Linked DNA regions of Homo sapiens: region 2 is linked to region 1. A link is a loop called in an ENCODE intact Hi-C map of the cell type or tissue named here. Cell type or tissue: Calu3. All regions are shown on one strand. Links, peaks and the distances in the headings refer to the core of each region. The heading gives the core; the rest is flanking DNA.

Evidence for each region. Hi-C counts contacts between places; a loop is a spot of excess contacts. Peaks named below come from ENCODE experiments on the same cell type or tissue, not always from the same donor. Only the 100,000 strongest peaks of a DNase experiment are listed, where the experiment ranks them.
Region 2: a loop joins it to region 1, with 2.4 times the contacts of the local background. A loop is called at or near these places in 2 of 110 quality-filtered maps.

Annotation. Positions count from the first base shown.
Region 1 is chr6:10,307,697-10,324,243 of GRCh38, forward strand. No RefSeq gene overlaps it. Among named protein-coding and RNA genes, the nearest start is that of TFAP2A-AS2, 89 kb to the right of the region's middle. RefSeq lists an enhancer at 7,266-7,987. In Calu3, for the core only: no CTCF peak of the experiment used is centred there; a DNase peak (open chromatin) is centred at 8,855.
Region 2 is chr6:10,368,728-10,385,274 of GRCh38, forward strand. No RefSeq gene overlaps it. Among named protein-coding and RNA genes, the nearest start is that of TFAP2A-AS2, 28 kb to the right of the region's middle. In Calu3, for the core only: no CTCF peak of the experiment used is centred there; a DNase peak (open chromatin) is centred at 6,924.

The sequences.
Region 1 (16,547 bases), core at 3,921-11,920:
CACCCCAGGCCAGGCCCCTTTAAAAGCTACTCAAGAAGAGGCCCCAACTGTGGCTCTTTGCATTACAATCAGCCCAAGGCAGAGAGCATGAAATGGTCTCGATGTGTAAATTTTGTGTTTTACAATGAATATTGTATACTAACATCTTTTATATATATATATATATATGTGTGTGTGTGTGTGTATATATATATATATGTGTGTGTGTGTGTATATATATATATGTGTGTGTGTATATATATATATATATATATATATATATATATATATGTAATTTTAGGTCTTCTAGTATTCATGTATTTCATGAACGCTAGAATATTTTGTCTTCTTTTTTTTTTGAGACGGAGTCTGGCTCTGTCGCCCAGGCTGGAGTTCAGTGGCGCAATCTCAGCTCACTGCAAGCTCCGCCTCCCGGATTCACGCCATTCTCCTGCCTCAGCCTCCCGAGTAGCTGGGACTACAGGCGCCCGCCGCCACGCCTGGCTAATTTTTTGTATTTTTAGTAGAGACGGGGTTTCACTGTGTTAGCCAGGATAGTCTCGATCTCCTGACCTCGTGATCCGCCCACCTCGGCCTCCCAAAGTGCTGGGATTACAGGCGTGAGCCACCGTGCCCGGCCGAATAATTTGTTTCCTACAAAATAACACTGCATACCTACTTGGTCATTCAAAAAGAATTCTAGGGTGTTTTGTTTTTTGTTTTTGTTTTGAGACAGAGTCTCACCCTGTCGCCCAGGCTGGAGTGCAGTGGCGTGATCTCGGTTCACTGCAACCTCCACCTCCCGAGTCCAAGCGATTCTCCTGCCTCAGCCTCCTGAGTAGCTGGGATTACAGGCCCGCACCACTACGCCCAGCTAATTTTTAGTAGAGACGAAGTTTCACCATGTTGGCCAGGCTGGTCTTAAACTCCTGACCTCCAGTGATCCACCCACCTTCACTTCCCAAAGTTCTGGGATTATAGGCATGAGCCACCATGCCTGGCCCTAGGAATTCTAGGTTTTTTATGAGGCTGTATGATATACCTCATATAGGAATTATTTCTCACAATATTTATGTGTGGTTACCTTTGAGGCATAATTCAACTAGGAAGTTGAATTACACCCATTATTTAATGAGGAAGGACAAAATTACATTACCTTTCCTCAACATGAAGAAAAATAAGACTATACAATAAAAGCGTTTTGGAAGCCCCGTGTAAGATATTATAATTACAAAGACAATTGGAAAACCCCAAGTGGAAGTTGAACAGAACACTCTTGCTCCTGGGAAGCATCAGAAATAGTCCGAGGATCCTGAGTGGGTGAGTCTTGGGTTTCCAATCTCAAGTGGTGATCCAGCATGGAGAGGAAGAGAATGACCAGAGAGAGAAGTAACCATGAAGTATTTTCCCAAAAATATTGAAAGGCATCGTTTGTCTTTCCCTTTACATGTAGATTCATCTTTTTGTATCCAGGGAAGGAAGGCATGATGCCTGGTCCCCAAGTGCTGCTCTGTAGCAAGACCTGGTCCAGATGCAACCAGTGTGTTGTATTGGGTAAGACAGCCATAACTCACACAACATCTTTACCAGATGGCAAAACCAGCATAGGTGCACCAAAAGGTCTCTTGAAGAAGGCTCCTAGTGCCTGTAATAGCTTCCTCATTTCTGTCCCCTAGCAGTCTAAGAATAGACTAGAATAGATGCACAGGTGACCTCCAAGAAATACTAGAGAAAATAGGGCTTGGGAGCAGATTCTTATGTCCCTGAATCTGCCCTTTTCCAAAAATCTTACATGATCCTAAAATCTAGCAAAGCTATTTAAATTAAAAGCAAAGAGTTTTAAACCTGTATCACAGATTCTTTTTTCCACATTCTGGTCATATTTTAACAGTTTCATTGGATTGTAAGACCTGCTTTAAATATCCCCAGGACAGATAGAGTAATCAGCGTCACCTATTTTATGTATGAGGCCAATAGTGAATTTCCCAATCACTGACTACATTCCTGTGTTTTCTGAGATGAGTTCCAGCAGACGCCACTTTCTGACAGAGCAAGAGGCTGATTTGGGTTCCACCTTCATTCAGAGGTCTACAGACCTGGGAGAGGTGTTGGCCAAATCACTTCACCCTTCAGGGATGAAATGTTCACCTTTGCAAAATAAAGAGGTTGATCATTTCCAAAGTCCTTTCCAACTCCAACATTCCAGAATGATTCCATAAATAAATATTAGATGACAACTTGTAGTTGTTTTAATGGTAGAAATTTAAGCCAACAATTTAGCCTACAGAGACAATGACCTGAGCAGAGAGTCAGCCCTTGAAATGAGAAATCTGCAAAACCGCAGGGGAAGGCAGAACAAAAGCCTTTGACAGCAGGAAGCTAAACTGAGCCTCTTTTTCCACTTTTCATTCGTCCTAGGCACTCCTTCCCCAGCTGATATGTCCACCTTCCACAAATAACCAGAAAGCAAACACATATTATGTATGCAACTACGAGCCATGTGTCATTTGTCTGGATTTTCATTTTTTAATAAGCTCTCTTATCATTAAGCCTCTCTCATTTTAACTTCTTTGCATCCTTCCAACAACTGTGTAATGAGGACGCAGTAAAACCCAAGCACGTAATAAGAGCAGATTACTCCTTTTAAAAAGCTGACCTGAAGTTCTAGTTTACTAACCAAAATGACTGGAGCCAGGCATATTAGTCCTTTAACCTTTTTATTACGTATATACATGAAAACAATTAAAGCTGGGATTTCTTTCCAGTGTATTATCATTTTCTCTTCCCCCTGGCCTTTTTCCATCACATTTCAAAGAATTTACATCATATCCACTGCAGAGTCTCTCCTGTTTCCATTCTTTTCCCTCCTTTCCTCTTAACAACGGTCATCCTTTTAAGGTTAGCCAACCATGGGCTATCATTATACACCAGCAGTTCAGTCGGGTTGGTACAGCAGCCGCAAATAAGAAGAAAAAAAGAAAAAAAAACGAAAGGAAAAAAGTTGTGGGGTGGGGGCATTTAAAGCTCCTCATAAAATTAAATCTTAGATTTAAATTCTCCCTCATATTTTATTGTCTTTTCTTTTCTTTTTCCTGTGGTAAATGGTAATTAGAGTCAATAATCTTTTGCTGAGAGAGCACCTTGTCTTCACAGTGTTTATATCATCATCATCAAAGATCTGCCTTAAGGCCCTGGCGTGTTAATAATTTAAGGTGTGCACAGCCTAGTTATAGCAGGAAGCCTAGTTATTGAGTTTGTAAACCAGCCGATGATTTATGGCAACACCTTGCGTGAGTCATGCTCATTAAATAAAATACTTCGGTTTAATAAGGAACATGGGGTACACAGTTCTTCCCGTTACAGGGTGAGTGTGCAATTGGAGATTGTTGAGTTTTGTCGCCAGGTTCACCACGGCGATTTTGTCTTAATTGTGTTGGCAGGCAAGGGAGGGAGGGCCATGTGTCTGTGTACATCTGCACATGTATGCATAGCGTGTTGGCCTTCTTCCTCCCCAACAGGGGCTACGAGTCTAGAGCTTTCTCTCCCTTGAGAAGCTGTATCACAGAAGCCAAACTCTCTGATAGAATGTTAAATCTTTCTCTAAAAGGCTACTAATTAAGAAACCAGAAATGTTCATGGAAATAAAATTACAAGAAAAAAATCAATATACGGTTGTTAAATGTAGCCTGCATTTAAGAGCCATAACCATATTTTACTGTTAAATGCTACGGTTTACTCATTAGGAATTCCTAAGCAGGCTGAGACAGCAAAAGGCAAACACAGCATTCTGGTATGTTTAAAAGAAAATTTGTACGCAAGGTACACTTTTTGTTTTTTTAATGTCCCGTATCTGGGACTTTGAAAAAAAAATCGGAATCATTTAGTTGGATGTACTGTTTCCAAACAAATGCATTCCAACAACCACTTGCATTTCTATTACTCTGAATTAATTGATCAGAGCATGAAGTGGGCGCTGAGAAAGGTGAGAAGCTACGCTTGTTTTGTTTCACAGATTTCCATACAAAATGAAATTTCAGGCCAGGAGCGGTGACTCATGCCTGTAATTCCAGCACTTTGGGAGGCTGAAACTGGAGGATCGCTTGAGCCCAAGAATTCAAGACCAGCCTGGGCAACATAGTAAGACCTCATCTCTACAAATAATTTTAAAAATTAGCTGCGTGTGGTGATGTGTGCCTGTGGTTCCAGCCACTCAGGAGGCTGAGGTAGGAGGATCACTTGAGCCCAGGAGGTCAAGGCTACAGTAAGCAGTGATCATGCCACTGCACTCCAGCCTGGGCAACAGAGTGAGATCCTATCTCAAACGAAAAAAAAAATGAACTTTAATATTTGGTTGTGTTTATTGTTGCATGATCTCTAGGAAAACTTTCCAAAAAAAAAAAAAAAAAGGGTAAGGAAAGACAAACTGAACTTCTGTTTCACGTGTCTGAAAAACTCCCACCTTTGGGACATTTCTGAGCAATACTTAAAAATGTTCTAGGCTGGGTGCGGTGGCTTATGCCTGTAATCCCAGCACTTTGGGAGGCCAAGGCAGGTGGATCACTTGAGGTCAGGAATTCGAGACCAGCCTGGCCAACATCCTGTCTCTACTAAAAACACCAAAAAAATTAGCCAGGTGTGGTGGCGCATGCCTGTAGTCCCAGCTACTAGGTAGGCTGAGGCAGAAGAATCGCTTGAACCCAGGAGGCGGAAGTTGCAGTGAGCTGAGATCGCGCCACTGCACTCCAGCCTGGGCGACAGAGACTCTGTCTCAAAAAAAAAAAAAAAAAGAAAGAAAGAAAGAAAGAAATGTTCTATAAGCAGAATCACTGAAACAAAAATCAATCACATTCATTTCATACGCTAAATATAGTCAGTGGTTTTTACCAGCTTTCTTTAGAAAATAAATGTATCTTCAAAGGGAGCTGCCGCAGCCAGGGAGTCCGCTGAGTGAGTAGGTTTACTTTGTGGTCTCTGTTTTACCGCGGAGAAAATGGCTAATCTGAGTTTCGAATTACAGCGCTTCCTTCCCAGGAACCCTACCTGCTTTTAGTCTGGTGCTCAATTTGCACGAACTGTCGCCGCTGTTTGTTGATATGGCTTCCATATTCAGAAACCCCACATACTACTCAAGACTAGGAAGCACGTCATAGCCTGCCCTGATTTTAAATAAAGTTTTACATTTTGCTTTGATAGTATAGGATACTATATTCCCTTTCCTGAGGTTGGGAGTTCGAGACAAGCCTGGCCAACATGGTGAAACCCCGTCTCTACTAAAAATACAAAAAAATTAGCTGGGCGTGGTGGTGGGCGCTTGGAGGCCGAGACCGGAGAATCATTTGAACCTGGGAGGTGGAGGTTGCAGTGAGCCAAGATCACATTGCACTCCAGCCTGGGCGACAAGAGCAAAACTCGGTCTCAAAAAAATCAAAAAAATAAAAACAGAAAGGACCCAGTTTTTCAAGTGTAGTCAATTTTATCCAGCCTCAAAATTTTTATTTTATTTTACTTATTTTTTATTGCTCCTTATGGGGCAGGGCTACCCCATAGGCAGTGTCCCCAGAGTAGCACAGCCTCAAAATATTAAGAAGTACTTACCTTACTCATTTCTAAGACCAATTGTATTCCTTTTCTCTTCATGCACAGAAATCTTGTATAGAGAAGTAGTTTCACATTGAAACACTTTATTCAAAATATTTTAAATTCTAAGTGGCCTCATGGACATTTTAATACGTGACATTTATAAGACAAATCAGACTGTAAGCTTCTAGCAGACCAAGAATAGGCAGATGTATTAGTTTCTATATTATATTTAACAGTGTCATATAGTTAAGTTATTACTAAATAGTGATTGCATTAACAGGACCCATGCTATTATCTAGTGCCTCCTTAGGTTTGACAATGTTTTCCTTTTCTGTAATGAACTACAGATCTGGCTTGCACATGATTTTTACAATTTTAGCTTTGATTTCAGAAATGTACATGTTTAAGAATAAATTAAATAGCTGCAAGTCCATAAAAAAATCTGTGTGTGTGTTTGTGTGTGCACTCCCATAAACTTGCTTTAAGACCAGCAGACTGAGGCCCTTGAGATTTTAATAAATATGTCCAGGGTCATATAATTGTTGGTTACTTTGGTTCATCTAATAATGAAAACATAACTCTCATTCTTTGTGTTCTTACAATACTTTTCAGGGTCTCAGAGCTCTTTCCCAAGAGTGTTTCACACCTGCTTGTTTGCCCTCAGCCTCGGTGGCGGAGCAGATCCCTCCAAGTAAACAGCTACATCCCCACGGTGCCTGTAACAACTCACAAAGCGTGCAGTCCCTAAACCCCACTCCGAGGAAGGCCCTTAAACTAAAGCCACTCCCATGTAATTCACCCTTGGTAGAATCTAAGATCAGTCTCTGTTGCCATCAGTTTCACTGTAGGGTAAATAATGTTTGAGTTCCTGGAAATGTCTCCTTATTTTCTGTTCTTGCAGTTCCACGAATAAGTATCCCAAAATAAGGGCAAAACATGAGCATTTTGAAAACATTTGTTTTCCAACCTGCCGGCTGCATTTTCCACCAAGGCATTGGACACGCACTCTGACTGAGCCCGCACATTCCCCACAGGCCAACTGCCTTTGACGTCAGTGGGAGCTTGGCCTTCTCGAAGACAGAGGCAAAGATAATATTTGCAAAGTCAGCTTTGCAAAATTCAGCTTTTCTCCGCTTTGCTGCAGATTGAATGATAAGCCTGGGACCAGCAGAGATAACGTTTCACAGGGGTTTCCCTATCTGGACCCTCCTACCAAATTCGTGGAAATCAGTCTTTAAGAAAACCGGACGAGCCACTCATAATGGCCTGGCCACCACACCTGTCTGATAGCATCTCAGCTACTCCCTTCAAAGACAACAACGGGGTAGCAATTTTTTTAAATGCCTCTGTTACAATACAGTATATTTTACTCACTGCACCAAAATGTCAGCACAATGGAAAACAGATTGTTTACGCTGACCCAAGGATAAATATTTACGAGCCAGCAAATACAAACCTTGTCAAAGTCGACTGGTCAACAAGCAATCTTCCAGGAGAGGGACCCATTTTATGAAGGGTGTGTACTTTCTGACGTCAGCCATTTTGCAAGGGGACATTTGGGGACACTGTTGTCAAAAAGAATCCTCCGTTTCACGGGCTACATAGCAGCAACTGCCATACCAAATATCTTTTCTGCCATTCCTGAATCTCAGACAGAGACTTCTCTCTCTAGAAATAAAGACAGTCTAGGGGAAAAAACAGTGGTGGAGAGATAAAATCTTTAAAATGTTGCATTAGGAGTTCTTCTCTTTTCCTCCCTTTACTTTGTGTGAGGACAGTGACTGCCGCAGCTAGCCGCTCCCTCAGCCACCCTGAATGTATAGTTGCCTCCAGTGCCCCAGGGCCAGAAGAGATTTCTTTACGGGAGATGCAATCAGCTCTAACCAATCAGTAAGAAGGGTTAATCAGCTGATCGATTGGTCCCTGAGCAGCTGGGACCTGGCTCCTCTCTGACTGGCTCTAGCCTGGCCTTGGGGTAAGAGGTTGGGAACTTTTAATTATCCACAGCAGCCACTGCTCTGATTGAATGGTCAATGGGTTTACTACTGAGGCGGCGCTGCTTGAATAATAATAGAAAACAATGTGGATGCCGGCAAGTGCAAACAGAGGGCCAGAAAAGGCACTTGGATATGTAGAATGCACGTTAAGATGAGTTAATTGCCTGGCAGAAACCAAATTTCAAAGGTCTTGAAAGGTGTTTTATGGAAGCAGAGTAGATGCTTGGGGAGGCATCAGCGAGATCACATTTTTTTCTTTTGTGACTCTTGGGTCTGTGACCATTGCTGGCTACACAATGTTGCCCCAGGACAAAGGATAACTTGCTTACCCCAGTGGTTAAAGAAATGATCACTGGAGGAAATCTGTATTTTGACATTTGCAGGCACTGTCAGGGTTTAATTATTTTTCTTTGTAAACTTCCTTGAAAAATAATCATTCCCTAGTTCCACTATGTAAGATGTGCTCATGGGGTGGGGAGGTTGGGTGGCATAATTAAATCATGCCAAGAAATATAGCGTTAACACCCAAAGGTTTTTAAAAGCTTTGTTCGACTGTGTGTTGTGGAGATCTTTCTACTTCACCCTCCCTAAGCAGAATAAATCATCAATCCAATAACTCACTACAATATGCTGATCTTTCCTTTCCCGGGTTAAACAGCTCACTCGTAGTGGTTCCTTCTTCCCTTGAACATAAAAACCAACAAGTGCCTCCAAATAAAAATGGTATTTGTGTTCAAGTCCTCTGAGAGTGTCACAGTGGAGGCAAATGCCCCAAAAGGGCAAACAGCTCCATGCCCTGGCAGTGGGGTTAGCAAAAGATGTAAGCAATTTCACAGAACTGCTGAAAAGGATGTTTGAGTTCAATTTTTTTAAAAAAAAGAAAGAATAGTCCATTTGGCACAGAGACTCACGTTTGGAGGGGTGGTGGGAAAAGGCAACTAGACCCCTCTGGAAGGTATCCCCTGGAATCCTGGTCAAGATCTTCAAATTATCAGAGATCAGAAATCATCCTATTTCAGCAGATTCCACGTTAAAAATGTGCCTTTCTCCAGTGATCTCACATAAACACTAGAGCTCATCAGGCTCCGCTGGAGTCATTACTATTTATATTACCATACCCTGGCTGTGTGCAGTCAATTCATAATTGTCCAGTTTTTCTAATTAATCACAAAAGATTTTTGTTTTGCCTGCAGCTAGTTCTGGGGTGACTCACGACGGCAAGCCAAAGCTCATACATCAAACACAGGCCCTCTCTCACTCCAGCCTTCTGCTGGGAAGGCTGCTCTGCGCCTCTCGACCAAAGAGGCACGCACTGGGCATGTGCGGCCCCGGGCGCAGGAGAAGCCGGAGATCCGTCCTCTACTGTGTGACTTGTTATTTTTATCTGATGCTTGCATTCTCGGGCCAAGTCAGACCCAAAGAGCACGGCCAGGTTTCTAAATTCAGAGCCCTGTTGCTCTGGTTCCTGTTCCTCCCTCTTTTCTGTGTTCCTCCTCGTTGTCTTTCATCAAATTAAGACTATAGTGCTTCCAAGAGAGAGATTAGGACATCATTTTTCATATTCTTCAGTCCTTTCAATGGTGACCTTTTATGGAGGCAACAACAAAGAATGTCACCAGAAGAAGGAGGGAAGAAAGCACAGCTTCTGCATTTTATTCTACCAAATCCACATCAAGGCAGGGCAGGAGGAAATATCTTTTTTTTTTTTTTTTTTGACTGAGTTTTGCTCTTGTTGCCCAGGCTGAAGTGCAATGGCGCAATCGCAGCTCACCGCAACCTCTGCCTCCCGGGTTCAAGGGATTCTCCTGCCTCAGCCTCCCGAGTAGCTAGGATTACAGGCATACGCCACCATGCCCAGCTAATTTTTTGTGTGTTTTTAGTGGAGACGGGGTTTCTCCAATTTGGTCAGGCTGGTCTCGAACTCTCGACCTCAGGTGATCCCCCCACCTTCGCCTCCCAAAGTGCTGGGATTACAGGCGTGAGCCACCCACCTGGCCGGACATATCTATTTAATGTGCAGTTTATCTTACTGAAAGGTATTTCGGCAGGTGACCCGTTGGAAATGTGTCTGGTGCAAATAACCTCTAGGATTGCTAGGAAGGGGCCCAGGGCCACCACTGGCCTGAGTCAAAGCAGCTGGGTTTGCCTAATAGAAATGATCAGAGGGTCAACTGGAAGGAGGCAGGCAGAGGCCGCCTGTGTAACCTGCATTGCATGTGAAGAATTTCAAGGTGAGATCAATCTATTTGGAAGATCTTGTTTGATCACATTCGGTCTGCGTAGGCGTTGGCACAGGGTCAGCACAGTGACAGGAAAAAGCATGGCGCTTGCTCTATGAAATCTTCAGGACTCAAGCAGATGCTTTGGAACTGTCAGATGACTCCTAGTTGCTGATTTTATATATTGATTAATTTTGCAAGCCTCATATACTTAATACTATTCTTGATATGTCCTGATAGCAGATATAGTCCATGTAGCACCGGATATAAACTTTTCCTTGTGTAAGACACTGTTTACAAGTCCACAATGCTCCCACCTGCCGATCTCCCCAAACCCCACTTGTCCTTTAGGTTTAACTAGATATCACCTCTGCTGAGAACTCAGTCTCCCCTGACCACTCACCCCCCATCCCCAGACACCTGTTCCTGACACCTGTGAGATGCGTCTTTTCTGCACTCCCGTCAAAGCCTATGCTGCCTGTGTCATAGCACACGTCACAGGCTGTTGAAATTACTTTTGTGCCTGCCTGCTTCCCTCGCATGGCCATGTGCCCTGTGAGAGGAGGGATCGTGGTGCTCATCCTAAGCTCGGCCCGTGACTCCATGTGTGCCTCCAGGAGAGAAATACCTCTGAGAAGAGATTTATCATTGGATGGGAAGGTCATAGTGAGTGTGAAGGAGAACGATGATGAAACTTAACTTTTTAGATTTATTTCCCAAGTTATTTACCCTTCTAGTGTTACCTTCACCTGTCCACCCCCTCACTGGTGCCCTATTCTGTTAACTCCAGAGAATTCAGTCTCCCTCGCCAGCCCCTGCATTCTTTAGTTCATTTTGAATCATAACAACAATAAAATTGAAGAACGCTCTTATTGTCTCCTGATTAGGGAGAGCCAAGCATACCTGGAGTTGTGTTTTGGCTCTTGGCTCTCTCCCTTTCTGCAACCTATTTGCATATATGAGGAGTGGGGGCGGAGAGGGGGGGACATCAAAGGGACAAGCTGCTTGTTTGATCTAATTAGTCTATTTTTCATTCTTTCCAAAAACACTGGGGAAGGGGAATTCCAGATAGTCCTGGGATCTCTGTGAGGTAAATTAGTTTTTAGGCAGGGAGGCCTGGATTTTCTTTAACACGATAGCTGCACCATGAACAAAAAAACTGAGATCACCAGCCCTTTGGACTTCATATAAATTCATACATTTTTATTGAGCACTTGCTGTGTTTTGGCACACATTGGGTGCTCCGGGCACCTACTCTTATTTATAAGCAAACATCAAGCTTGCTAGTCTTCTGGGGCGACAAAACCTCCGCAAGCTATTACAAGCCTAGAAAGGTAAATAACTTGGTGTGGTGGAAGGATATTCACGCACCATGGAAACTTGCAATGGAAGGGACTCCTATGGTCTAAGGGACTCCTATGGTCTGAGGTGGGAGCATCCCACAAAAAGTGCATGAAGTTCCTTTTAAGTCTAGTCGTGAAGAATGACAAGGCTAGACGTGCTCTGCAAGCAGATGGAAATGAGTGAGCTATGCTCCCTCCCTGAGGAGGAGGAAAATGTCCACAGCTGGGGCATGGAAAGGGAATGGAAGCTCAGCTCTCCCAGTCACTGAGCTCTCCATAGGGAGCGCCTTGTACACCACAGAAAAAAATTTCAATCGTGTCCCAAGGACACTGGGGAAGCACTAAAGACGAGTTTTAAACAGGTGCATTCAAGACTCAGATTTCTGTTGTCTACAGGGCTCTCTGGTTGGGGTGTGGAGATCAGAGAGAGGTAAGATGGGGAATGGGGGATTCATCAGGCAGCCCCTGCAGAGATCTAGTGAGAAATGATGGCAACCTGGACGGGAGTGGCCACCGTGGGGATGGGAGGAAGTGGAGGGTTTTCCATGGGGATAGAGGGATGTGGGCAGGTTTTCCGTGGGGATAGAGGGACGTGGGGGTTTTCCGTGGGGATGGAGGGATGTGGGCAGGTTTTCGGTGGGGATGGCGGGACGTGGGCAGTTTTCCGTGGGGATGGCGGGACGTGGGCAGTTTTCCGTGGGGATGGCGGGACGTGGGCGGTTTTCCATGGAGATGACGGGACGTGGGCGGTTTTCCTTGGGGATGGCGGGACGTGGGCGGTTTTCCGTGGAGATGACGGGACGTGGGCGGTTTTCCGTAGGGATGGTGGGACGTGGGTGAGTTTTCCGTGGGGATGGAGGGACGTGGAGTGTTTTCCATGGGGATGGAGGAACGTGGGCGGTTTTCCGTGGGGATGGAGGGATGTGGCGGGTTTTCCGTGGGGATGGAGGGACGTGGGCGGTTTTCCGTGGGGATGGAGGGACGTGGGCGGGGTTTCGAGGCATTCAGAAGGTGTTAAGAGAAGACGAAGGAAAAATGAATGGTGGAACTCTCCTGAAGAACAACTAAGATTTGTTTCTTCAGTATTTCAGGCGTTCAATCCTGCTTTGTCTAGTGACTTTAAGCCCAAGAAATCTGAAACTTAATGAGTTTGGGAAAAGTAAATTAGGGGTGAAACTGTGGCACGCACTACTGCTGACTGAAACAAGACCCAGCTGAGGACATTTTCTTAACTAATATCTCTCTCTCTCCCTCTCTCTCTGTCTCTCTCCCTCCCTCCCTCCCTCCCTCTGTATCATGAAATTGCACACTCGCCCATTCGCACCTATTTGGAACCAAAAGAGACTTGAGGCAGCAATCCGATTTACTTTACAATCCCGACCTACACCCACCCCACCTCTTACCCAAATAAAGGAGCATTGCACTCGCCTGCCACACACAATTCACTCTTCATTGGGGCCAGGAGGCACCTGAGAGGCTCTAGAAAAGCTCATTCTCTTTTTGAGACTTAAGTTTCTCCCTTGTTACATTGGAGAAGAGTAGAAATCATATTTATTCAATTCTCTGCAAATGGCATGAGTAGTGAGTGATCAGATAAACCAAATTGAACTCTGAAGGCCAATGCCCTAAAACCACAAAAAATTCTTCTCTGAGAGTGAGTCTGACGTTCCAGCCTCCGCCATCCTCCCCAACCCCACTCCCACCTTAGTGAGAGCAACGATAAACATTTGGATGAGTAAGTTACTGACTTCAGAGACCTGCTACCGATAGCCTCAGAATAGTCACCCAGAAAGAGAATTTTAAATCTATTCGAAAATTCTAGAAGTAAAATTTTATTATCTGAGACTAAAAGTAAGTTAGGAATTATAAAATATCGACAGCAAGGGCATTTCATATCAATAACAACTCTAGGCACAGTTAAGTACCTTATCAGGTTTCTAGTTGCATTTTTTCCCTAATTCATAATATCCTAGACAGCCAATTTCTCCTTCCCTGGGAAGGATTCTGAATTCTCAATATGAGCCTTTTTTTTTTCTAACAAAGAATAGCTACACAAGTGGCTTTTAATTCTCTAATGCTCATATAATAGGGGTCTTGATGCTAAAAATAGGCACTCTCTCAGGTAGCTGCATAAGGATAAATTCCCTTCCTACTCCTCTTGAAGGAGTTTTGAAAAACGAAAGAGAACAGCTTCATTTTTAAAACTACCATTTGTAGGCCGGGCGTGGTGGCTCACGCCTGTAATCCCAGCACTTTAGGAGGCCGAGGCGGGCAGATCACGAGGTCAGAAGATCGAGACCATCCTGGCTAACACGGTGAAACCCCATCTCTACTGAAAATACAAAAAAAAAAAATTAGCTGGGCGTGGTGGTGGGCACCTGTAGTCCCAGCTACTCGGGAGGCTGAGGCAGGAGAATGGCGTGAACCCGGGAGGCAGAGCTTGCAGTGAGTGGAGAGCGCACCACTACACTCCAGCCTGGGCGACAGAGCAAGACTCCGTCTCAAAAAAAATAAAACACAAACAAAAAAAACTACCATTTGAAAAAAACAAAAACAAAAACAAAAAACTGTGTAAGTGAAAGACTCCTAAACCCAATCCATCTCTTTCTTCATTTAACTGAGATTGTGTATATGGAGTAACAAAATTCCAAGTCAACACAATGGCATGGCATCTTAGAGCCTATTGAAAAAGGATTTGAACTCTAGAGTGCACACAAACACGGGGCAGGGCAAGGAGATGATAAAGGAGAATCCCCTCAGCTTCATTCCTGGGCCTCAGACTAAATATTGCAAAGTAAGAAAGGATAGGCCAGGCACGGTGGCTGAAGCCTGTAATCCCAGCACTTTGGGAGGCCGAGGCCAGGTAGATTACTTGAGGTCAGAAGTTTGCGACCAGCCTGACCAACATGGTGAAACCCCGTCTCTACTAAAAATACAAAATTAGCCGGGTGTGGTGGTCCATGACTGTAGTCCCAGCTACTTGGGAGGCTGAGGCAGGAGAATCACTTGAACCCAGGAGGCGGAGGTTGCAGTGAGCCGAGATCACACCATTGCACTCCAGCCTGAGCAACAAGAGTGAAACTCCATCTCAAAAAAAAAAAAAAGAAAAGAAAGGATATAGGAAAACATTGGGGATTTGATTGGAGAGAAGTTTTTGTAGGAGCAAAGGATGTCCTCTTTTCCAATCATTAAAAGCATTCCTTATTTTCCCTTTTTAACCTGTGCTTCCAATTCTACCTCTTACCCAGGAATCTGCTTCTAGCTTCTTTTCCACAAGTGGGAACCTGATCTGGGAAGAGGCCTTCTGGAGAAATCTCACTTGTCCTGGTTGGAAAAAGCCCTGGGAAGACTCAAGCACAGTCCCTGGTCTGGTCTGTGTACCTGAGCACATGGCTACTGAGCTCTCCTAAGTCCTGGGGTATAGGTTCTCTAGAGCTGGCACTAAAAGTCGGGTTCCAGGATAAGTCAGCCATTCTTTCCAGAGCTTCCCTCAATCAGCTGGAATGGAGACACACTTCCTCCAGACAGATGGACCAGTAGGGCAGAGTGGGAGCACTGAGATGGCACTGTCCTCTCCATAATGTCCAGGACAATGACCAACCCTGGATGGGAGCCTCTTTGTACTCTGGCTGCTTTTGTCTCGGTGGCTTTCTTTTTTTTTTTTTTTTTTTTTTGAGACGGAGTTTCGCTCTTGTTGCCCAGGCTGGAGTGCAATAGCGCCATCTTGGCTCACCGCAACCTCTGTCTCCTGGGTTCAAGCAATTCTCCTGCCTCAGCCTCCGGAGTAGCTGAGATTACAGGCATGCACCACCACACCTGGCTAATTTTGTATTTTTTAGTAGAGACGGGGTTTCTTCGTGTTGTTTCAGGCTGGCCTCTAACTCCTGACCTCAGGTGATCCGCCCGCCTCGGCCTCCCAAAGTGCTGGGATTACAGGCGTGAGCCACTGTGCCCGGCCCCTATGGCTTTCTAGGAGTGCTGGGATGGCTAAGCAATGCCACGTAGCTGAGGCAAAGGAAGGCATTGGTTTCCCATGCTACCTCCTCTTTCTGCTGTCTTGCCATCCTTTTTTTTCATTTTTACTTCCAGATTTTCAGTCAAAGGAAAGATACGTTCATGCATTTAAGCACTTGGCCTCAAAATAAAAATCTAAGCTGAAAGCAAACTTCGAAGACTTGCTCTTCCATGAGTCATTTTCTAGCAGTATAGAAATTACAACTACAGCTCAAATTAAAAAAAAAAAATGCTCAGCATCTCATTGAGAAGCTCACCTCTCCTACAACTTTTGAAGAGTTGCAGATGAGTCAGGGTAAGGCGGGAAGCTGAAAACTCAAGTCGCTTTACTTTAGATTCTGTGATTTTTCATCCTTTAGCTAAAGCTACAATTACAGAGAAGGTTCTCAATCACCAGTATTCTGGAAGTGAGTCATCAGATGAACTGGGAATGAAGCTATTACTGAGTGTCTGCTCTTCAGAGACAGAGAGAAGTGGATTGAGGTGGAGTTTTTGCTGATTTATAAGCATTAAATCAGATGAGGATAATGGCAAATATGCCTAGCTTTCTTATAACACCATATGAACAGCAATCATTCTCCAATACCTTAGAGGAGTAGCTCACAACACGCAGGTAATATAAGCAGCAGGAAAGGAGGTTGAAAGTGACTTTCTGTCATCCCCGCATTAGTGGAACGGTAAGATGAATGTTGCGTCTTGAAATGCCTCGCATTTTTTTGCCTGCTATTATTAACCTTGCATGCTTCTAAGCAGCACGGGGTCCTGGAGAAAAAGGTTCTAACAAGTGGATATTTGAGGGCAGAGATTGCGATCAGAGGTAGGCTGAATTGTATTTGCTTCCTTTAACCTTCCTTTGTGCTTGCCATCCACTATGTTGATGCAGCTGCTCCTTCCAGTTAGAAAGACTTCACAAATGCAGCAGCGAAATGGAGCTGGGTTCAGCGCAATGTTAGATTCAAATAAGGTACCTCCATCGCTCCTCCAAGACAGTGGGAAAGTGCCCATCAGAGAAGTGTTGAAGGGCGTGTCCTCAAGGCCAACTACAAACATCATAAGGGGCTTTGTGTTTTACAGCATCTTCTCTCTCCTGGTATGGGTCCTCTACTCTGATTTTCCTTTTTATCAGGCTAAAGAGGATATATTTTATCACGATGGCTTTATATCCAATGTGTACAGGCCAACACAAATAAGGGTATTACAAGTTAAAGAACTGTACCTCAGGCACCATTTTATTAGAACTAGTGTTCACATCAAACAATACATCCTAAGTACTTTATATTAAGCGTGGACAAATCATTTGCCTGAGGATTAGATGTTGTGCCATTGAAATGTAATCCTGCTGTTGATTTTTTTCTTAACTGCCAAACCAAACATGGTCAAAGAAGTAACTCTAAAAGCTGCAACAGGAGCAATCT
Region 2 (16,547 bases), core at 2,943-10,942, 60 kb after region 1:
CCCAGTCTAAGGCAGTAGTTCTCTAAGTTCATTCTGCAGCACTGCCAAGGGTCTCAATCTATCATCTCTCGCCTCGCCTTCCTCTTCTCATCACCATCTTAACATTAAAGTGCCAGACAGGCTGTTCACACTCAAGCAAATGATTTCCTTCACTCCTCATCACAATCCTCGTTTTGCAGATGATGAATCTGAAATACAGAGAGGTTTAGTACCAAGGGCAAGTCACCCAGCTGCTAACAGGAATTCCAATCCAAACAACCAGCTTCAAAGCCAGTGCTTTTAATTAAACCTCATGCTCTCTTGAACCATTCCTCCATAAATCAGAAAACCTCTAGCCCACCAGAATTGCATGGCTATCAGATATCAAGATGCCCATCTCCCTCTGAGCACCCCACCGGACCATAAAGACTCCTCGGTATCATGGAGACACAAAAGGCCAACCCATTTACACTCACCCTTTTCCATGCCACCAACCCCAGGAGGCTACTTGGGCTTGGAAGCTTCAGTCTCAGGCCACCCTGGTTTCCATGAATCTGTTTCCATGAATCTTCCCACACAAGAAGCAGTGCTCTAGGCATTCCCAGCCTTGGCTGACATATTTCTTCCACAACTTATGACCCCATAAGTACAGACACCTAGAAGAAAGTAAGCCTAATTCGGAGACTGAGATGGAGGGTGATCTTGACGAAGGCCTCACTTTCCTTTCTCGTTAACCATGAAGCAGAAACTATATTCATCAGTTTCCATGCTAGAGAAATTTTGAACAGAAAATGACGGAAAAATACTTTTACCGTCAGGAAAAAAAATAAAATAAAAGACAAGGTGGCTGGGCGCAGTGGCTCATGCCTGTAATCCCAGCACTTTGGGAGGCTGAGGCAGGCAGATCACGAGGTCAAGAGATTGAGACCATCCTGGCCAACATGGTGAGACCCCATCTCTACCAAAAATACAAAAATTAGCTGAGCGTGGTGGTGGGTGCCTGTAATCCCAGCTACTCAGGAAGCCGAGGCAGGAGAATTGCTTGAACCTGGGAGGCGGAAGTTGCAGGGAGCCGAGATCACGCCACTGCACTCCAGCCTGAGTGATAGAGCAAGACTCAAAAACAAAACAAATCAAAAAGACAAGGTGAAGAACAATGTGTATAATAGATTTCTATTATGAAGAGGAAGATAAAAATCTGTAGCATGTACAGTCATGTGACAAAAAATGACGCTCAGTCAATGACAGACTGCGTATACCATGGTAGTCCCATAAGATTCTAATGGAGCTGAAAAATTCCTATTGCCTAGTGACGTTGTCGCCATTGCAGTGTCTTAGTGCAATTCATTACTCATGTGTTTGTGGTGATGCTGGTGTAAACAAACCTACTCAACTCCCAGTCATATGAAAGTAGAGCACATCCAATTATGACTCACAACACTCCATAGTGATAATAAATGACCATATTACTGGTTTATGTAGTTACTGTACCATACTTTTTATCGTCATTTTAGAGTGCACCTTTCTACTTGTATTTTTAAAAGGCAACTGTGGAACAGCCCAGGCAGGTCTTTCAGGAGGGATTCCAGAAGAAGAGATTGTTACCACAAGAGATGACAGCTCCCCTGAAAACCTTCCAGTGCGGCAAGATGTGGGGGCAGAAGATACTGATATTGATGATCCTGACACTGTGTAGAACTAGGATGTGTGTGTTTGTGTCTTAAGGTTTTTAACGATGTTTTAAAAGGTTAAAAAAAAAAGTAAATAATTATAAAAATATTAAAAAGCTTATAGAATAAGGATACTGTATAGCTGTACAATATGTTTTTTAAGCTAAGTATTACTACAAAGGGACCAAAAGGTTAAAAAAGCTTTTTTGGTTTGTATAATAAAAAATTTATAGTAAGGCCGGGCATGGTGGCTGATGCCTATAATCCCAGCACATTGGGAAGCTGAGGCGCGAGGATTGCTTTTCAGGTCAGGAGTTCAAGACCAGCCTGGGCAACATTGGGAGACCTTGTATCTACAAAAAATACAAACATTAGCCATGCGTGGTGGCACACGCCTGTGGTCCCAGCTACTCCAGAGGCTGAAGTGGGAGGATCACTTGAACCTGAGAGTTAGAGGCTGTAATGAGCTATAATTGCACCACTGCACTTCAGCCTGGGTGACAAAGTGAGACCATGTCTCAATAAATAAATAAATAAATATGCAGATAAATGATGAACTAAGAGAGACTTTTGACGGTGTAATGTTTTGTGTATTTTCATTTTTGACCCATGAGAATATATTATCTATTCAAAAATCTAGGCCGGGCATGGTGGCTCACGCCTGTAATCCCAGCACTTTGGGAGGCCAAGGCAGGTGGATCACTAGGTCAGGAGTTCAAGGCCAGCCTGGCCAAGATGGTGAAACCCTGTCTCTACTAAAAATACAAAAAAATTAGCCAGGCATGGTGGCGGGTGCCTATAATCCCAGGTACTCGGGAGGCTGAGGCAGAGAATTGCTTGAACCCAGGAGGCGGAGGTTGCAGTGAGCCAAGACTGAGCCACTGCACTCCAGCCTGGGCGACAGAGCGAGACTCAAAAAAAAAAAAAAATCTAACAGGTTGATTTTTAAATTAAAAAAAATATGTGTATATTATATATATATGTGTATATTATATATATGTATAACCGTGAGAAGTATTAACATTGATTGCCTCTGAGCAGAGAAACCAAAAGGTAGAAAAATGATGTATTTGTTTCTTAACAGCTGCCATAAGCAAGTGCCACAAATCATGTGACTAAAAACAACAGAAATTTAGGCTGGAGGCTGTAGTGGCTCATGCCTGTAATGCCAGTGCTTTGGAAGGCCAAGGCAAGAGGCTAACTTGAGGCCAAGAGTTTAAGACCAGCCTGGGCAACATGACAAGGCCCCATCTCTACAATTTAAAAAATAGAAAAATTAGTCAGGCATGGTGGCATGCACTTGTAGTCCCAGCTACTTGGGAGGCCAAAGTGGGAGGATTGCTTCAGCCCAGGAGTTCAAAAGTGGGCACGGGGGGTCATGACTGTAATCCCAGCAATTTGAGAGGCCAAGGTGGGTGGTTCACCTGAGGTTAGGAGTTCAAGACCAGCCTGGCCAACATGGTGAAACCTGGTCTCTACTAAAAATACAAAAATTAGCTGGGCGTGGTGGTGGGCACCTGTAATCCCAGCTAGTCGGGAGGCTGAGGCAGGAGAATCGCTTGAACCTGGGAGGCAGAGGTTGCAGTGAGACATAATCGTGCCATTGCATTCCAGCCTGGGCAACAAGAGCGAAACTCTGACTCAAAAAAAAAAAGTGCAGTGAGCTATGATCCCACCCCTGCACTCCAGCCTGGGCAACAGAGGAAACCCTGTCTCTAAACAAAACAAAACAACAAAAAAAGAATTATTATTTTACAGTTCTAGAGCCTAGAAGACCAAAAACAAGGTGTCATGCTCCCTCTAAAACTCTGGGTGGATTCCCTCCTTGTCTCTTCCTAACTTCTGGTGGTGGGGGGGAGCTGGCAGTCATTGGGGCTCCTTGGCTTGCAGGTGCATCACTCTACTCCCTGCCTCTGTCTTTAACAGGTCTGTGTCCAAATTCCACCCTTCGTGTAAGGACAGCAGTCGTATTGCATCAAGGACCCCCGACTCAAGTATGACCCTGGCTTAACTAATTAGATCTGCAACAACCCAATTTCCAAATCAGGTTGCATTCTGAGGCATTGGGGGTTAGGACTTCAACCTATCTTTTGGGGAGACACCATCCAACTTGTAATAAACAGGGTGCGGAAATTTTTTGCAGGGTTTCCTTTTACACTGTTTTATTTTTTCATGCCATGTGCAGAAAAGAAATGCATAACATTTAAAATTTTAAAAGACTGCCATCACAAATGAGTGCATGGTTGGAAAAGGGACGTTCTGTGTTCAGGCTGTATTCTGAAACCCTATTGTGGAAAATTCTGCCTGCACTTGGGTGTGCTTGCTTTGGGGTTGACTTTACTTTTAGAACGTTCCCAGCATACAAAAGGAAAGTAAAAAATATGCAAGATAAATATACGCGTGTTTACACAAGCCCTGATCTTTTTATTTTTATTTTTTTTGAGACGGAGTCTCACTCTGTCGCCAGGTTGGAGTGCAGTGGCGCAACCTCCACCTCCTGGGCTCAAGCAATTCTCCTGCCTCAGCCTCCCGAGTAGCTGGGACTACAGGCGTGCACCATCACGTCCAGCTAATTTTTTTATTTTTTTTATTTTTAATAGAGATGAAGTTTCACCATGTTGGCCAGTATGGTCTCGATCACCTGACCTCGTGATCCTCCTGCCTCAGCCTCCTAAAGTTTTGGGATTATAGGCATGAGCCACTGCACCTGGCCCAAGCCCTGATATTTTTATTACCTTGGGACAGTCATAGTGGGATCCCACGGACACAGTCACTTTAACACAACTGGCACAAAGCATCCTTCATTTTGGGTTTAGTTTCTCTCCAGCAAATATAGGAAGGAGCAAATACTTATCACCCAGGATTCCCCTCCCCAGCATTTATTAACTAATCAATAAAACCTAACAGCGCCATCATTAATTCAGATGACACCCATTCACTTAGAAAGCCATAGGAGATTTCAGGGCGAAAAAGCCATCATCCACGAAGTGGCTGATATTTCTACTGCAAAATTCTGGAGGATTTGCTTTGTCAGAATGAAAGAACAGTTAATGTGTTTGCTGGCAAAAATTTAGAGTTTTGGGGGGTTTCAGGGAAGTGGGAAGGCTGATGAGGACTCTCTGCTCACAGAAAACCCATCATGAAAACTCAGCACAAAGTCTTCACTGACAGAGAAATTCAACACTTGGTTTTCTTTAAAAAGATCTATTGAAATGAAAAAATCAGGAGACCGAATTTAGTCACTGCTTTTTAAGAACACATTTTTCTCTCTAAATGCACCCATTTCCAAATCTCCTTTGATTACTGTCTCTTGTTTAACATTTTTCCAGCCAAGAGATCTAAACCTTCACAAAATGTATCTGATTAACTTAATTTTATTTTAGTTACTTTAGATGCAAGATCCCCTGCCAGTCACTACGGAGAACACAGATATAAATAAAGCATAGGCCCCACCCTCAATAAACTTGTCATCCCACCCAGTAAAGGAAACAGACATAAACAACTAACCCAACACAAAACAGAATGAGAATTTTTCCCCATGCTTTATTAAACAGGGCCTCATTGTAGCTGAAGCATGAACAACATTACATTTATTAACTTTATTATAAAGGATGTTCGATAAATAATGATGATGATGCCAGGATCACAGCAGCAGAGGTTAAACAGAGTTATAGCAGGGTTAAATAAAGTTACAAGAAATATGCGATAAAAAGTCAGGAGAAGAGACAATTGCTTCTGACTGGGGAGATTAGAGATGCTTTATGAGATGAATTTGTAAGCTGGGATTTAGAGGGTAAGAAAGTTTTTTTTGTTTTCTGAGTGAGAGGAATGGCATTCTAGGCTGAGCAAAGGTCAGGAGTCCTGTAAGTTCCTGACATGTTCAAGGCAAAGCAGGAAGCCTGGAGCAGCCAAAGCACAGGGTGTTTGCAGGAATTTAATGGAACAAAAGTCTAGAAGGGCAGTTTGGGGTAGGATTGGGGAAGAGCTTACCTGCCAGGCTAAGAGGAGGTTAATTTTTACAAAAGAAGGACTGCTGCAGTTTTTCGAGGAGGCAACTTATATAAGTGGACTCATGTTTAGGAATATAATTCTAGGCCACAATGAAATACTCAGCATTAACCCAGTGTGGCAAACGGACTGGAGGGAAGAATACCTGGGTATGAGGCTCTCAGAGGGAAAGTCTTGGTGTTAGCTCATTTCCAGCCTGATTATAAAACCACTTTACATTGTCAAAGCACTCTGCAGTTTTTTGTTTGTTTGTTTTGTTTTGTTTTGTTTTGAGACGGAGTCTCGCTCTGTCGCCCAGGCTGGAGTGCCGTGGCACAATCTCGGCTCACTGCACGCTCCGCCTTCCGGGTTCACGCCATTCTCCTGCCTCAGTCTCCTGAGTAGCTGGGACTACAGGTGTCCGCCACCACGCCCGGCTAATTTTTTGTATTTTTAGTAGAGACGGGGTTTCACCCTGGTTCTCGATCTCCTGACCTCATGATCTGCATGCCTAGGCCTCCCAAAGTGCTGGGATTATAGGCATGAGCCACCGTGCCCGGCCAGCACTCTGTAGTTTTATGGTAGCCTTTATTTCACCTAATCCACCCAAAATCCCCATGGTCTCTCTGTGTGTGTGTGTGTGTGTGTGTGTATGTGTGTGTGTGTGTGTGTATTACAATGGTCATTTTACAGATGAGGAAATGGAAGTATACCCATTGTAAGTGGCTCACCCACAACACAACACTGCCAGTTCCTCAGCCTCCAAACCCACTCCTCTTTCCACTAAACCACAGCCAACTCCAAGCATGTCCATCTTTACTTTAGAGTGGGGGTTATTTCCTTGAAGATATCTAATGTTGTAGATGAAAAGATAGAAATATTTGAGAGTTTAAAAACTAGTTTCCTTTTCACAAAATTGCCTCTTTACACGCACACACACACACACACACACACACACCCAAAACTTGAGCACCAAGATTTAGAGCGAAGCAAATGTTAGCAGTCAACTTTTAAACTTTTGGAAATGGTGTCATTAAAGGAATAACAGCCACAATAACAAGACTACAATAAAACAGTCAATACTCATATGGTGTGAATGAGAAGAATTGTTTGTTACATTCGCTCAGGAATGTGGGTCAACCTTCTCATGCTTCCCCTACAGCCTTGTCTGAAGCATTAACAAATGGCTTTTGTGTCCCTGTCTATGTGACTATGGTATGTAACTGGACAAGCGGCTACTTCACACAAGAAGGGTTTATATATAAAGGTTTATATCTACCCATGGCCCCAGACAGGGCCTTCTGCCCCAGATGGAATGAAATGCTATTTGAGAATTACTGTGGTTTGGTTCCCACCCCCGCCGCCTTAGCCCTGTTTTGGGAAGTCACTAACTCCAGCTGACTGGGCTTTGCCCTTTGTTGGCAATGAGTCCCAAGCCAGATTTTCTGCTAGCATACCCTAATGTGCTCACTGGCTCCTTAGGACTACCCAGGGTGTCTTTGTGGGTGGCAGTGCTTTTTATTTTTCAAATTTTGGTGGAAGGGGGAAGAGGGGGCTCTACTATTCTTTGTAAATGAGGCCATTTCAGGTAAAGCTATTTTTGTGACCATTTTCATCCCCTTTTCTCCCTCAAGCCACCTTTCCTTCCCCTCTTCACTCGCTCGTTTAGTAATTATGATCATTTCTGCTTTCTCGATTGTTAGAGTCTATTAGTATATTTTCCAACTTGTCTTATGTTCTACTGTTTAAATGTCTTTATATAGTGAAAAATTCCTTCCAAAGCTGTCTCTAAATTTTCAGATCTTGGGCTCAGCAATTTCTTAGGTTAAGCTTTGGGCAAGATATAGAAGTGGTAATTACAGTTAGTCCAAAGGATAAAAACTGCAAACCAAAAGAATAAATTACGGACAACCTTGTGAAGGGATTTTATTGCTTTCTCTGTGTTTTAAAAGTAGATATCTTAACCTCTGCATAAATAAAAGGAAACATGATTGGAAAATCAACAATAAATCAACATATTCTTAACTTGTAATTAATAATATGGAAATTCATCTGTCCAAAAGCTCACCCTTCTAGAGGTGTCGTTTTATCTAGCAGCTTTGTTTTGAAGCAGGGAAACTGAGGCCAAACGTTGGTTTTCCATGCTTCTTCAGGGTTAACTAATTTCTGAGGGAACTAAAGGAATATTTGAGAATTCACTTCCCTGTTTTATGAGGCACCGGGTGTGGGGTTTCCCTACATCAAGCCAAGAATCAGGGGGATTTTTTTAATCGGTAAAATAATAACAGATTTTTGGACAAAGCAGCCAAAGTAGTTGCTGCTTTTTTTTTTTTTTTTTTTTTGACACAGAGTCTCGCTGTGTCGCCCAGGCTGGAGTGCAGTGGCGTGATCTCGGCTCACTGCAAGCTCCGCCTCCTGGGTTCACGCCATTCTCCTGCCTCGGCCTCCCAAGGAGCTGGGACTACAGGTGCCCGCCACCACGCCCGGCTAATTTTCTGTATTTTTAGTAGAGACAGGGTTTCACTGTGTTAACCAGGATGGTCTCGATCTCCTGACTTCGTGATCCACCCACCTCGGCCTCCCAAAGTGCTGGGATTACAGGCGTGAGCCACCGCGCCAGGCCAGTTGCTGCTTTTTAACCAACTGAGCAAGTCAGCCATGATAGCTAAACTAGTAGTGGTTTTTATTTGTTTGTTTGTTTGTTTGTTTTTGAGACAGAGTCTTGCTGTCACCCAGGCTGGTGTGCAGTGGCGAGATCTCAGCTCACTGCAGCCTCCGCCTCCCTGGTTCCAGCAATTCTGCCTCAGCCTCCTGAGTAGCTGGGATTACAGGCATACATGACCACTTCTGTCTAATTTTTGTATTTTTAGTAGAGACCAGGTTTCACCATGTTAACCAGACTGGTCTCGAACCCCTCACCTCAGGTGATCCCCCCGCCTCAGCCTCCCAAAGTGCTAGAATTACAGGCGTGAGCCACTGCGCCCAGCCTTAACTAGTAGTCTTAAGCACACTCAGCCTGAGTTAGTGAGTCAAGTTCTCCTACCTAGCCCAGTGGTTCTCAATTTCTCACTATTATCACTCCCTCAATATAAAGTCTAACAAGAGAAATTGAATACGAAGGAGTTACATTTTGTCAGGTAGGGTTAGTTTGAAGGACCACAGACCATTGTAACATCTGAGATTTGTTTCATCTCCCAGGAACCAATTTTTGCCCTCTTGAAGACAATATCACCCCAGTTGAGAATGCATGCTGTGGCCTAATTCCGTATATCAAAATGAGTAACCAGTCCAGCCCTACTCTGTGTATAAATCTTTTATTGGAACTTACTTCACTGTTCTGTAATTATATTTGTATTCGTCTGCCTCCCACCAGGCAATAAAATTCTCAATGGGATTTTTTTTTACTTCCTAGAAAAGAGCTCAAAAGCATTGAATAAATGAATGAACAGATGAATAAATGAAATATAAAGATTGATTGGCACAATCCAGAAGCCAGTATGTTCTTAATAGCTCTGCCTCTTCATTCCTTGACTAACTGATCTGAGGTTCAAACAGTAAAGGCATCTGCAGGTGTTGCCTCAGACAAGTGACTACTGTGAAATGGCACTAGGTTTCCAAACATCCACAAAGTCTTGCCCACTTTTTGGAGGATAACAGGTGCAGGAGGCAGTGACAGAGATTTGATGTTTGTTTGATGTCTTTGTGACCATTTCTCTACCAGATACAATAGGGTGTAGGAAGTAGTAATTATGTTGTCTCAAAGCAGCATTGTAAGTTTACTTACAAAAATGAACACTTAACCTTTCTCACTGTTGTGCCTGGACTGGCTGCCTAGAGTGATGGCCGAGAGCAGGGCTAATGGTCCAGGCAAGGCAGAACAGGGCACCCTGCAATTAGGAGGAAGGATATCCCTAAAGAAGATGGTGGTGGGGGATGCCAGAAACCCACTCCTGCCAGACCCTGAGATCCCACAGGATGCAGGGAGACTCAGTGGGAACAGCCAAATCTTCTCCAACAGTATTTCCTCCATTAAACCAGGAGTCTCTCTGTCTCATTCTCAACAGATCCATCACCGCTCATGTTCCAAAACAATCACTCAGCCAAAGTTCAATCAATTTCAGTGGTTGCTGCTGCAGAGTAGGTTATTGTAGCTACTAACAATTACAGATAAGAAACAGCATATAATAATAATAACAACAAAAACAATAGTATATTCATGCAGCATTCTAACATTTGCAAAGTGTTTTCATAAATAAATGGAATTTTAATTTCACCACACCGTGAACAATATAGACTAGATGGGTATTAACTGCATTTTATAGACAAGAAAGCTGAAGGCAAATGACTGGAACTCCTAGGGTCGTAGGCTCTTCATTCTAGTGTAACAGATACCTGAGTTCCAGATGAGGCACTGCCGATTACTCACTGGTGGCCTAAGCCCCAACACTTACCTGCTCTCAACCTTGTTTCCCTCATTTAAAAAATAAAGATAGGAAAAACAGCACGTATCTCAAAGGGTTGCCAAGAGTTTAAATGAGGTAAAGCCTATGTGGCACTGAGTGCAGTAACTGGCAAAAGATAATAGCTAAAAAAAAAAAATAGTTATTAGTATTAGTACTTGTATTTATTTTTTTATTCCCTATTTTGTTAAGAAAGTACTTGTGACCGGGCGCGGTGGCTCACGCCTGTAATCCCAGCACTTTGGGAGGCCAAGGCAGGTGGATCACGATGTCAGGAGTTCGAGACCTGCCTTACCAACATGGTGAAACCCCATCTCTATTAAAAATACAAAAAGTAGCCGGGAGTGGTGGTGCGCGCCTGTAATCCCAGCTACTCAGGAGGCTGAAGCAGGAGAATCTCTTGAACCCGGGAGGCGGAGGTTGCAGTGAGCCGAGATCGTGCCGTTGCACTCCAGCCTGGGTGACAGAGGGAGACTCCGTCTCAAAAAAAAAAAAAAAAAAAAAAAAAAAAAAAGAAAGAAAGCACTTGTATTTAGATTACATAAAATATTAAGCAATATGTGCAAAGCTAAAATGATTCAATTCCAGCAGCTCTCAAGGGCAAAAGAAAAATATTCAAATTGTCCTAGCTATTTACAAAAAATATATATATTTTTGACTCGTAACAAATAAAGACATAGAGAAATGATCCCATTAAGGAAATATAAAACATCTTCCTTAAAACCATATTCTTTATATGACTTTCATCAATAGACTTCGCATCTCCTTTCCTCAACTCCATTTCATAAAGAGGAATCTGGAGGGTAACAGTCATTTTCCCAAAGTTAGGTAAGAGGCCATTTGCCCAGCCATGTAAAATAATACATCAGCCAAAACAGGACAATTCAAAATATTAGCTTCATAAGAAGATGGGTTTCTGTCTGTTTTGTTTGCTTACTGTATCCTCAGGGCCTGGAACAGTTCCTGACACATAGTATGTTATCAGAAAATGTTTGGTGAATATTGAAAATATTGAGTGCTTGAGCATCTTTTTTTTTTTTTTTTTTTTTTTTTTTTTTTTTTTTAGAGACGGAATCTCGCTCTGTCTCCCAGGCTGGAGTGCAGGGGCGCAATCTTGGCTCACTGCAAGCTCCGCCTCCCGGGTTCACGCCATTCTCCTGCCTCAGCCTCCCGAGTAGCTGGGACTACAGGCGCCCACCACCACACCCGGCTAATTTTTTGTATTTTTAGTAGAGACGGGGTTTCACCATGTTAGCCAGGATGGTCTCGATCTCCTAACCTCGTGATCTGCCCGCCTCAGCCTCCCAAAGTGCTGGGTTTACAGGCGTGTGCTTGAGCATCTTAATTCATCTTCAGATATTATCAAGGAGATTGTTCATTGAGTAATTTTCTGCTGTTGTTCCATTCAATCATTCACTTATTCAATACACACCTATTAAGCACCTACTATGTGCCAACTCTGGGCTGGGTGCTGGGCATAGAAATGTCAGAAGAAGGCCCGGTGTGGTGGCTCATGCATGTAATCCCAGTACTTTGGGAGGCCAAGGCGGGTGGATCACCTGAGGTCAGGAGTTTGAGAACAGCCTGGCCAACACGGTGAAACCCCATCTCTAGTAAAAATACAAAAATTAGCTGGGCGTGGTGGCAGTAACCTGTAATCCCAGCTACTCAGGAGGCTGAGGCGGGAAAATCTCTTGAACCTTGGAGGTGGAGGTTGCGGTGAGCCAAGATCGTGCCCCTGCACTCCAGCCTGGGCAACAGAGTGAAACTCTCGTCTCAAAAAAAAAAAAAAAAAACTGTCAGAATAAGATCACCTGCTATAGGAGTGTACCTCTGATATGCAGAGAGGAAGGAAAAAGCAAACATATAGGGCAGGTGTGGAGGACAATGAGCTTGCCCCTCCCCTCCGCTTCTCCCAGGCATTGCCTTGGGCTCTTCTTTCTGCATAGATTTTGAAGAAGTTTGAGTCTGTAACAAGCTTTCTATTTCAAAAGAAAAGAAACAGGAGCGTTTTGTGATTTTATTTCCACTCTGACCCACCGGCTCCTGCACTTCTACATTTGTCGTTGTGCCATTGCTGCCACTGTTGTTCTTGTCCAGGGAAACACCGGTGGCCAACCCAGATCGGATACAATGGTGCGGCTCTGGACTGAGCCTCCAACCACATTAGCCATGGGCAGCATTGTTGCTGCCGCTGCTGTTATTTTAATTATGATTGTACGTTAACCACCACCTTCCTTCCTCTGCCTCCCTTCAGCTGCAATGATGTATGTTACTTTTTGGTAACTGGATTTCATTAACATTTATGAACTCTCATAAAGTAGTAGAAAAAGCAATTTGTGTGGAAGAATTTTCCACCTCATTAAACAGTGTTCTTTTGGGGGTCAAGCTGATATTTTTTTTGTTGTTAGATTTTTTTTATAGGTCCTTTGTCCTTCCCTAAGCCCTGGGGGATGAAAGGAGAGCCGTCCACCCAGCGAGGGGCTTGTGTGCCCTAGAGGGCGCTGGGCCCCGCGCGCTTTCCTGGCTGTCCCCGCCGGCTTTCCACCCTCCCCAAAGCCCAGGTGCCCACCGTGGGTCGCTGCGGCCTTTCCCCTTCTTGGCCAAATCCGATTACTTCGCAGCCTGCAGATGGCATCGCCGGCTAAGGGCAGCCTGCGGCAGGTCCCCGAGCCTGAGCACTCCTCCTATCTGGGGCCTGAGAGGACGCTCTGGGCTTTTTCCCAGGCCCAGGGTGCGCGGCCTGCTAGCGCCTTTCGAGGCACAGTCCCAAGATAGGCTCTTGTCCTTCGACGCCCCCTTGGCACAAGCGCACTGGCGCCCTCCGCTCAACCCACCTTGCCTTTGGGGCGGGCTTCAACCCTGGGAAGACAGGCCTGGGGGAAGCGAGAGGAGAGGCCCGAATAGAGGTTCCGGCTCAATCTTTCCCAGACGGAGGCCTGGTGTTTCCAGCTCAGTTGCATCTTCCAGCCGCGGGCTCCTGGCCCAAACAGAATGTGTTTGCTTTCACACCGGGACGGCAAGCGGAGTCCGCCTCAGTGAGCAGCGAGCTGCGCAGTCCGGACGGGTGTCGCCCCCAGAGACTCGCCAGCCGCCCCCAGACACTCGCCAGCCGTCCCCATCTCTAATCCACCGTCCAGGCCCGGGCCCTGGGAAGACCCCGGGGACGCGCTGGAGCCCCTGAAGGGGGTCAGGGGGAACAATGCCCGAAAAGGGAGCCTCCCCGACCGCCAGTCCAAAGGAACCGGGGATGTGGCAGCGATTGCGAGGGGCCTAGGTTAGGGACACGCTCTTCTCGCTGGGTCCCAAGCCCAATCACCCAGGCCAATCACCAGCCTCTAACCTCCTTCCCCTCTAACCCCATCCCCACCTAGGAAGTTAAAAAACGCCCCTGCCGCCTTGACTCTTAGGGGGAGAAAGAGGAAACCCGAGGACTCCTGCCTGAGGGCTCCATAAAGTAACCAGGAACCGAGTGACAGGTGCTGGGAGAAATGAACATGCAGAAAGACCAGCTTTTTCTATTCTAAATGTGAATATGTAAAACAAGAGTTCAAACTCAAGAATCTGGGTGTCCATTTTGATTAAAAAACAAAACATCTCTCCAAGAAACAGGTTCTATGGTACTTGTGAGATGCTTTTCTGCCAGACAGCTCCCAAATCACATCTTATTAAGGGAGACTTCGAAGGCCTGTTAGCAGGTGACTGCGGCAGGGGCAGGGGCGCATCAGCTGTCCGGCTTGGACCGGCGTGGGCGTGGGCTGGGGGCTTTTCCGATTTGCTGAGTCAGCCGCGGGCGCCGCGGGCTTTGGTGTTTCCAGCCCAAGCGACTGTGCTTCGCTGACTGGTGTGTCAACTTGGTAGTGTAATTATTGTTTTGTTTTCTAATATGTAATTACTCTTTGTCGTTGCTATTATGAATCCACCGAGCTTGACTCTTGAGCAGCAAGATGGATTCAAGTTTGAAGTTAGGATTTGATGCGTGGGGAAAACTGGCTTCTCCCCATGCGTAGGACACTATAGGGGCCCACGCGTGTCTTCCCCGCAGCCCAGCAAGAAAGGGGGCGCCGGGGGTGCCCTGGCGGATAACAGGCGGTCACGCCTGATCCCCGCATAACAGATCCACTCTCCGTGTGGCTACGAGCATGAATTGCCGAGGTTGTTTTCCTCTTTAGCATATTTATAAAGGCAGAGAGAGGGGCGGAGAAAGGGAGGGAGAAAAAAAAGATACACTGGAGAGATGGGCTGTAAAGTTGAGAATAGACAGAAATAGAGGAGAAACGGCATTAGAGGGACAAGGAAGAGCTCAGAGAAAAAGACAAAGATGAAGAGAGAATGAGAGAACAGATTATTGTTTATTTTCAAATGTTTCCTTTTAGATTTAAAGTGAGATACTGCAAAGTTCCCTCAGTTTCCACTTACTTTACCACACTCTGCTTCAGTAAATCCCCAAGAGCTGCCAGGTTCCTGCACGTTCTCCCCTAGCCGTGCCTCGAGTTCAGAGCGCGGCCCTCACTGTACAGGCCTCCCCCGCCCGACGGAGCGTCCCCTCGCACCTCCCCAGAGTTGCCTAACTCCTAGGCCCTGAAAGTGCCAGAACAAAGGCCGACTCCCCCGGCGCCTCCCTCGGGGACTGAGCACCCTGGGCCCTGCTGACGAAGCAAACCCCAGACTCAGCTCAGCTACCCACGCTCCCAGCCACGTCGCGGGTGGATATTCCCGCCTGGGCTGGGCACCGCGGAATCAGCACCGCCTGCTGCGCAGGCCCCGCCCAGAGGCTGCACCACCCAGGCCCTGCCCGCCGCCCTCTGCAGCCTAGGCGGGGTGTGTGGCGTCGCGGTCAGCCTTACCGAGGGACACGCCGCCCCGGGCCGGGACGGGGTGGGGCTGTGGGGGATCCTGGGCCGAGGAAAGCGATCCATTTTCTCTAACCGTTTGCTCCAGAGCTGTCAGGTTAGCGTGGCCTCCTCGGCCGCCCAGAGAAGAATGTGTTAAAATTCTTTGCACGGGAGCCTTTCCCAGCCCAAATATACCACACTGTGGCGTTCCTCGTGCCGACCGTGGGTCTCTAACCTAGCCACCTTCTCCCGTTGAAATATGCACATCGCTATTCAATAATTTAGACAACTGGGAGACTGGACAAGTATAATTTTTTTTCCAAACACACGAGCATCCGGGATGCCATCAATCATGCTTTTGTTTTATGTGAGATGGGCTTTGTGTGTTTAGCTGCCCGGCTCCATTCTATTTGCATGTGGCTATTTAATGGGCATTTATTTTAGCTTTGAAGATCTGCTTAAAAATCTGAACCCAGAGAAGGGGGGAGGGGCGCCCCTCTTGTGATTCGGGTGGGTTTGCCTTTGGGACCCTTTCCTTTGAGGAGACTGCCCCTGCGGGTCCCGATTACAGATGAATTTTTATTCCGAGGTGGGGCACGTAATGGAACGGAAAAGATATGATCTGTTTCCCAAATCTCAGGGTGTCTTTCTAGCAAACAATGCTCCAGTCACTGTTTGTGTATGAGACAAGTAATTGTGCTGCAAATGCTTAAATAAATCATTGATGGGTGAAATTACACATTCTCACTTAAAGTGTAATGTGATTAAGAGATTATGAAATTGAAGCTAATATCTTGTCTCCCAGCTCCTGGCCCCAAGTCTTGACACCAGAAATTTATCAACTACAACTGTCCTGAAATTTACAAATACCATAGGTTTCTATTGACAGCGAATCAAAGACAACCTCTAAAAAATAAAAATAGGTATATGTGCTTCTGCATATTGCGTTGGTCGTGGTTTTGTTTAAAAAGACGTAAGAAGGGAAGAGAAAGACTGAGATGATGGGGAGATGGTATTTGCTTGTTTCATCTTTTATTTTTAAAAGTAAATAGGGAAGGGGGAAGGAGGGGGAGCCGTGGCGGGCGCTACGTCTGCGAGCTGATTACTCCCCGTCTGAAAGCGGCTCCATTTCCCGCACGGTGGGTAAGTCCTTTATCGGGGGAAGCCCCGGCCTCGCCCGCAGCCATTCCTCGCCTCGAGGCGCGCGCCGGGCCGGGGCGCGGGAGCCGCTCCGCGACTCCGTAATGACCCGGGTTCGCCGCAGCTGCGCCCTGACCCTTTGTGATGGCGCCGATAGCGCTCGGATGAAATTATGTCCTTCTCCGGGTGTGAAATTACCATGTTTATTAATTGAGCCAGACATTAGCTTTACCTTTTCTTTTTAAGCCGTGAAAATTTGCGATTCAGGGCAAATGATTCTCCGACAGACGCTGGGCTCCACATCCCACCCCTCCCAGCCCGCGCCCCCTCCGGTCCTCGCGCTCCCCGGCCGCCACGTCCCGGGCAGTTCAGGAAAGCTTGCTAGGTTTCCACGCCGGAAAGCCCAAGGAGAAGGAGCCAGCAGGCCTCTGAGCGTGTGAGCGCGTGTGCGTGTCAGCGCGTACATGGGGGTGTTT